Linked DNA regions of Homo sapiens: region 2 is linked to region 1. A link is a contact called in ENCODE Hi-C or POLR2A ChIA-PET data. All regions are on one chromosome and are shown on one strand. The core of a region is the stretch at or near the end of the contact, and the rest is flanking DNA. Distances in the headings are between cores, read along the strand shown. Region 1 holds the start of SPINDOC (spindlin interactor and repressor of chromatin binding). Region 2 overlaps RTN3 (reticulon 3).

Region 1 (3,873 bases), core at 1,212-3,711:
CTTTCACTTTCTTGATAGTCCTAAACTTCAGTCCTAAACTTCACGTTGATGTTGATTATAGAAAGCATCACCATTTGAGGGATATTAAAATGTGGGGGAAATATTCACTCTAGGTTGGATGAAATAAGATTCTTGCTGTATTACCTTGGGCAAGTAATCTAACCCTTTAAGCTTCAACTTCTTGCTCTATAAGCTGAGAATAATATGACCTAAAAGAAATAATGTCTACTAATTGGGTGGTACAATACTGGGTGTATCACTCAAGGTTCAACCAGGAAAATAGGAACCACTTTTTTTTTGAGACAATCTAGCTCTGTCGCCCAGGCTGGAGTCAAGTGCAGCGGCATGATCTTGGCTCACTGCAACCTCCGCCTCCTGGGCTCAAGCAATCTTCCTGACTCAACCTCGTAAGTAGCTGGGATTACAGGCACACACCACCATGCCGGGCTAATTTCTTTTTTCTTTTTTCTTATGGTAGAGACAGGGTTTCACCATGTTGGCCAGGCTGGTCTCGAACTCCTGACCTCAAGTGATCCACCTGCCTTGGCCTCCCAAACTGCTGGGATTACAGTTGGGAGCCACTGCGCCCCGCCAGGAGGGAACCACTTTAAGTATTGAAAACAGAGAGAATGTAATGCAGGGTTTTGGTGACACGATTAACAGGGGTTAACAGGGAGGTCTGGAAAGCCCAGCAGGGGACAGAGAGAGGCAGTACAGAGACTGGCAAAAGCAAGAAGCTGCCTACAACTCCTAACCTGCAGGGACAAAAAGAGGAGGTGGACTGAGTAGAGCCCAGGGGCATGGATCATCCTACAGATGTTGGGACCACAGCTACCTATCCATGAGCTGGAGCCACAGAGAGGCCTCATCTGCTGCTGGAGATGTCACCTGAGCCTGAGCAAGAGAGAGAAAGAGAAGAAATACCATGGCTCTTTCTTTCCTCCTGCCTTCTCTTCTCCTGCCACTGCCTCCCATTGGCTAAACCGAGGCCTGAAGCCAGATGCTCTGGGAGCCTGAGAAACTGCCCCCCGCAAGACTCAGCCCACTGCAATACAGAGCAGAGCAGAGGGGCACGGAAGGGATCTGTAGCAAATGGTAGAGAATGACCATTCAGCAGAAATAGTTAAACAGGCTTGGTAATACCTTTGTTGTAAAACCTTTAAAATATCAGATACACTTGCACATAACAAAATAATTCCCTTAAAAATAGACTGCAAGGCCAGGCGCGGTGGCTCACGCCTGTAATCCCACTTTGGGAGGCCGAGGCAGACGGATGATGAGGTCAAGAGATCAAGACCATCCTGGCCAACATGCTGAAACCCCGTCTCTACTAAAAATACAAAAATTAGCCGGGCATGGTGGCACGTGCCTGTAGTCCCAGCTACCCAGGAGGCTGAGGCGGGAGAATAGCTTGAACCTGGGAGGCGGAGGTTGTGGTGAGCCGAGATAGCGCCACTGCACTCCAGCCTGGTGACAGAGCGAGACTCTGTCTCAAAAAAAAAAAAATTAAAAAATTGACTGCAATCCATATAGACTAGTTCACACCTCTTCTCACACCCCCATCCTACTACGCGATTCTGAATACTACTGTGTCTGGTCTGATATAACGACATTCGAAGATGGATTTTCAGTGTCAGACATTTTGCATTTTCTGAGCTGAAATCTCATGAGGGTTGCTATAGAAGAGGGAGATGCACATTCCATGTCACAGAAGTAAAAGCTCACCCAGAGTGTGGTTATAGGGCAGCAATGTCATGGCAACTGGACTCTGGTCTTGGGGCTCTCAAGGGATTGCTGTGTGTCCTTGGAGAGGGTCACAAAATCTCCGGACTCCCGTGCCAAAAATGGAAATCATACCCATCAGGGTGGTTTATGTCCGCTCACAGTCCACTCTGCTTCTCTTCTTTGCCTTCCCAGAAGGGTCCAAAATGGTTTTTGAAAGAAACGATGAGCCGGACTAAGAAAACAGATAATGTGCCCACGGCCACGGAGCTGGCAGATGAGAAGGAATTCGGTCTCTGCGTTTCCATACCAAGGCCCTTTCCACTCACCCACCGCTTCTCTTCCTGCCCGGGGCATCTGCTGGCGGAGGAAGGCTTGTCCACGGAAAGGCAAAAGCGACTCCCGATCAAAATCCGGGGGCACCTGGTAGCGCTCTCCACGCCAGCAGAAACGCCCAACTGACTTCTTAATGGAGGGAAACCCCGGGCTTGGCCCGCAGACTGAGGGGCCCGCGTTGCGGGTTTTGGGGGCCCCTCTGCCTCTGCGCACCGGGTGGCCCCGGGTCCCCTCGGCCCTTCCCGCCGCCTCCCGGGTCCAGGGTTTCTAACGGGGCCGCGTGCCCGGGGCGGGGCCACGCGCGATTGGCCGCGCGGCATCGGGGGCGGGTCCGCGGCTGGCCGGCCGGGCGGGCGCCGACAATGAGCCTCCATAAAAGGGAGCGGCGGGGGGCAGGGGCCCCGGATTGAGCCCTCCCCGCCCGGGCTCCCGACGCGCCGAGGTCTCGGGGAGGCCCGGACGCGCCGGTCGCAGGCCCGGCCGGCGAGCGGCGGGCGGGCGGCGGGGAGGGGGCTGCGCGGGGCGGGCGGCGGGCCCGGCGCTATTCCGGCCAGGAGGCGGGAGGCGGTTGCCGGCTGCGCGCCGAAGCCTGCGCGCCAGTCCTCCGGCCACTGCTATCGCCCACGGCCGCACCATGGCCCTAAAGGCCGAGGGCGCCGCACTCGACTGCTTCGAGGTGACGCTGAAATGCGAGGAAGGGGAGGACGAGGAGGAGGCCATGGTGGTGGCCGTAATTCCGCGGCCCGAGCCGATGCTCAGAGGTGAGGATGGAGGGGATTCCACTTCCGCGTCACGGTGCGGGGCCGGGGCTGGGGCCGTCCCTCCCCAGTCGGGGTCCGGGACCCGGGCACCTTCTCACCCCCTTCAGCCTTGGGGCCCAGGTTTCCCTCTCGGATCTGGGTCCAGGGCGCGCTCTTGCACCTCCCCCACCATGGTTTAGAAGCTCAGGCCTCCTCGATTTCCCCCTCCCTTCCCCTTTCCCCCGCCCAGGGTCTGGAGACTTCGATCCACGCCCCGCACGCTCCGGATCTTCCGGTGCCCAAGCGCCCCCTCTCCCGGGCCCAGCACCAGAGGCCGGATCCCCAGAGGCGCTGGGTGGTTGCGGCCGCCGTCTCACAGCCTGGGAAGGGGAGGCAAGCACAACGGCCGGGCTGTGTTCTAGTCCGAGGGGCGGCGAAGCCTCTAGGCCGGAGGCTACAGGCGGGCGCCGCTGCCGACCTCCAGGAGAATTTTAAGGGCTCTCCGAGCATAACGCTTCCCTGCCCACCACCCCGCTTCATTCCCATTCCCGGGCCTTCCACTTGCAGGAGCCACAGGTGTCAAGTTCTGGAGAGAAGGGATGAATGGGACTGCATACAACAGCTAGTTTGGAAAAGCAGTGCAGTGCTAGAACGAGATTAGCTTTGGGAGGGGATGGGAGGAACAATCTCAGAACACTCGCTCTCCCCTCCCCCTTCACCGATTTCTAGTCCTCAGGAGCTTGCAAACCGTAAGAAAACAAAGAGCCATCTTTGTGGGAGACTTAATATGCATGAAAATGCAAATATATTTCCATTCTCCCACCCCGCTTTTCTTAGGCGGGATAGTACCCAAAAGAGGTTGAGAGCAGCAATGCCATTCATTGAACTTCAGCCGAACAGAATGATGTCTGCCTGCACTGCCTGTCATCCTTTTTGGAACTGGAAGGGTTATAAAATTCATGAGGGAAATAAAGGTCACCTCCCTTCTCGGAGCATTTAGTCCAAAAGATAGGTTGTTTTCCTACTTCTGCTAATATTTGTTGAGTGTTCATTGGGCATTGTCAGAGGCTGTCTC
Region 2 (3,881 bases), core at 1,361-3,860, 75 kb before region 1:
CAACATGGTAGCTTGCTTCTTCGAAGCTATCAAGAGAATCTTATACAGTCAGTCCTCTGCATCCGCAGGTTCTGCATCCTTGGGTTCAACCAACCTCGGATTGAAAATACAAAAGAAAAAACAATAAAAAATAATATAAAGGCCAGGCGTGGTGGCTCATGCCTGTAATCCCAGCACTTTAGGAGGCTGAGGCAGGTGGATCACCTGAGGTAGGAGTTCAAGACCAGTCTGGCCAACATGGTGAAACCCCATCTCTACTAAAAATACAAAAAATTAGCTGGATGTGGTGGCACACACCTGTAGTCCCAGCTACTCGGGAGGCTGAGGCAGTAGAATCGCTTGAACCCGGGAGGCGGAGGTTGCAGTGAGCCAAGATTGCACCACTGCACTCCAGCCTGGATGACAGAGACTCCGTCTCAAAAAAATTTTAAAAAATAAGTATCCAAATGGATATGTCTAGGTTATATGCAAATACCATGCTATTTTATATAAGGGACTTGGGCTTCCATGGATTTTTATATCCTTGGGGATCCTGGAACGAATCTCATTCAGATACTGAGAAATGACTGTTTATATAACTCAAATGCAAAAACTAGAATGACTATCCCATCATATTCACAGGTTCTGTCCACAGTTAGGGGCAGGGGAAAGTGTTATACAAGGCATGTACAACAAGGGGCAAGAGTCTTGGAAGCTATCATAGAATCCTTTTTTTTTTTTTTTTCCCTGTGATAGGGTCTTGCTCTGTTCCTAAGCCAGAGTGCAGTTTTGCAATCCTAGCTCACTGCTGCCTCCTGGGCTCAAGGGATCCTCCCACCTCAGCCTCCTGAGTAGCTGGGACTACGGGTATACGCCGCCATGCCCAGCTCCATCTTAGAATTCCGCCTGCCACAATTCTAACTTCACATGATGTGCAGAAATTAAAATGAATTAGATCTCTGAACATAAAAACTAAAACCAAAAAACTTTTCCAAGAATGCATAGGAAAACATCTTCATGACATAGGGTAGGCAAAGATTTCTTAGGTAAAATACACTAACCATAAAATTAAAGATTGATGGCCAGGCATGCCGGTGTCTCATGCCTGTAATCCCAGCACTTTGGGAGGCCAGGGTGGGTGGATCACTTGAGGCCAGGAGTTTGAGACCAGCCTGGCCAACATGGTGAAACCCCATCTCTACTAAAAATACAAAAATTAGCCAGATGTGGTGACGGGCACCCGTAGCCCCAGCTGTTAAGGAGACTGAGGGAAGAGAATCACTTGAACCCAGGAGGCAGAGGTTGCAGTGAGCTGAGATCATGCTACTGCACTCCAGCCTGCTCAACAGAATGAGACTCTGTCTCAACAAAAGAAAAAAAAGGAAAATACTTTTTAGGTAACTAAGGTCAAAAGTTCACATTTTTAGATCCATACTATTCACCTGGAGAGGGGTAGACAATGCCATTTTGTTTTCTGTTTTATAAATCTGAAATTGAGGGCAAAGGGGATGGTAGGTTATTTTAATGAACAAACAACTATTTTTTCTGAGAGTGTGAGATGAACATTAGTTTGAAAGGGGTTCCTACATATTTCTCTGGCCTGCTGCCAGACTTATCTATGGCCAAAAGTATGTGTGTCTGTCTTTGACAGTGACAGCTTTGTATTCTGTCAGTGATCTTTCTGTGCCTTTTGAGGGGGTGGATTTCCTTGGTTAAGGATAAATCTGTAGCAGAGCAGAGTCTTAACCCATTTCAGCAGCCACAAAATTTGGGCCTGAGTTTACAAACACATCACCTGACGTCTCTTTTGCAACTCAAAAGTGGCTTCATTTATTATAACTATTAATGTGAAAGTAACCAAAGAAAAGAAATAATCTGTGTAAAAATGTCTGCATCTTTGTCTTTACATAAATTGTTCATATTAAAAAGCTTAACTGTTTCCCCTTTATTAACAGTTTCCTTTTTGAGGTTATAAAACATGGCCTTTTTTTTCCTTTTAGTTATTTCAGGCATGTTTGAGTGTTCTTAGGGATGTGTTATAGACAAGTTTTAAGAAACTGTTGCAAGGAAGGTGGAATGAATTGGAGATTTATTTGTTCTTAAAAAATGAAGTGGCTGGGTTCAGTGATTCACGCCTGTAATTCCAGCACTTTGGGAGGCCAAGGAGGGCAGATTGCTTGAGCCCAAGAGTTTAAGACCAGCGTGGGCATCAAACTGAGACCCCCATCTGTACAAAAAATTTAAAAAATTAGCCAGGCATGGTGGCATGTACCTGTAGTCCCATCTACTTGGGAGGCTGAGGCAGGAGGATCACCTGAGCTCGGGAAGTCGAGGCTACAGTGAGCTGTAGTCACACCAGCCTGGGTGACAGAGTGAGACCCTGTCTTTAAAAAAAAAAAAAAAAAGAAGGTAAAGCTGACAGACTACTAAACCTTGAAATTTCTTTCACATTTGTTCCTTTTCAGAATAAGTATTTGAACAGCTCTTCTTTTCTACCTTTGAGGTGTATACTTGGGAGAATAAAGTCAATTGACTTTTGGAAATGGCTAGTTAGAATCAAAACAAGAGCTTTCCCCAAATTCGGTAATAAAATTAACGGGTGAGGAATCAGTAAGGTTTACTGCTGTTCCTCCTGGAAATGGCACAAGACTGATTTCCTTTTTCCTTAGCCTGAGATTACCATTGGATGTGTTAGTGCCCTCTTCAGGTGTAACTTGGGTACTGCAGCCGGCGTCCTTAAATAACAGGGACAAGAAATAGATACTTTAATAAAATAAAACTTTAAAATAAATACCTTAAAGTTTTTAAAATAAAAGTAATATGGCCACATTACAAAAGATTTGGAAAATAAAAAGAAGGAATCAGTCGTAATTCCACCAGCAACGTAAACTCTTGGTGCAGACATTCCTTGTCAGATGTTTCATCTGTCATTAGCAAAATAATATAACTGAAAAATTAGTGATTTTACTTATGTAATGAATCACGAAAAGAGAAAAAAGTAAGGTCCTTTAAATGAAAAAAAATTAAGTGATATGATATTAAAGATAAAGTTGTAACCTGAAAAGTAAGGGAACATTGACTTCGTTCTTTTGAGAATTTTTGGCTTTTTATTTTTCCAGTACCTTTTGAACTAGCTTGGGTCACTTCCCTGTAGGACTTTAGGAAGAGACTAGCCAAGGCTTCATTCTTTCTCTATAAGGTTGTGTACTAGTGTGGCAGTTCGTTAGCCCATTGCCTCACAATTCTCTTCTGTTTTAGAACACCCAAGATAACACATAGCACACCCAAAGAAAAGGACATTCCCTGTCTGTATCAGTGGCTCTCTCCAGTAGTGATTCTCTACCTGACACATAACCAGAATCAAGCAATAATTTGTCCATAGCTTTAAAAAGGTGACATGCACCATCAGGAGTCAGGATCTACTCCCCATCCCACGTCCTTTATCCCATCTCACATGCAGCTGAGAGTCACTGACTTGGACAGTCTTCTCTAAAGAGTCTGCTCATAGAAGGTAAATTTAAGACATAAAAATGTTTAAGACTCTTAATCAAAAGACTTTAATTTTTTCTGATAAATTCAAAAAGATAGACTTTAACCAGCCCTGATGTTTGAGTGTAGATGATGAGGGAGAAAGAAGAGTGAACCCTATTTCTGTATTTGTCTTGGGTTTCTGGGTGGATGGTAGAACTATTTTCTGATCAGGGAAGAATGTCAGTCAGAAATGATGTTTTCTTTGATGTGTGGAATTTGAGGGGCTGAGATGCCTCAAAGTGATCCCTTCTGTTTCCGTAGCTTCAAATTACTACCTACATGTTGATAACTCCCAAATCTATACTCTATGTTGGTCTGGTCTGCCCCATAGGTGATGTATCATACTGCCTCTATCTCCTGGTCCTCTGTCT

The links. Hi-C counts contacts between places; a loop is a spot of excess contacts on that map. ChIA-PET counts read pairs that join two places held with the same protein, here RNA polymerase II (POLR2A). Pooled maps may share reads with other maps.
Region 2: a loop to region 1 is called in a pooled map, with 2.6 times the contacts of the local background. The contact joins the enhancer-like site here to the promoter of SPINDOC in region 1. A Hi-C loop is called at or near these places in 2 of 50 pooled maps. POLR2A ChIA-PET finds 5 or more read pairs at or near these places in 4 of 52 experiments (Caco-2, PC-9, WTC11 and 1 more).

Annotation. Positions count from the first base shown.
Region 1 is chr11:63,810,995-63,814,867 of GRCh38, forward strand. SPINDOC (spindlin interactor and repressor of chromatin binding) reads left to right here and starts at 2,462. Exons shown (of 6, transcript NM_138471.3): 1 at 2,462-2,819. The coding sequence starts at 2,693. RefSeq lists silencers at 543-837, 2,098-2,567.
Region 2 is chr11:63,736,266-63,740,146 of GRCh38, forward strand. The region is part of intron 3 of RTN3 (reticulon 3); the gene reads left to right. Among named protein-coding and RNA genes, the nearest start is that of ZFTA, 31 kb to the right of the region's middle. Within about 2 kb of position 2,611, at least 2 of the 41 ENCODE cell types and tissues checked have a DNase peak (open chromatin) inside an H3K27ac peak, as active enhancers do; they include PC-9, where a contact is called at or near this core.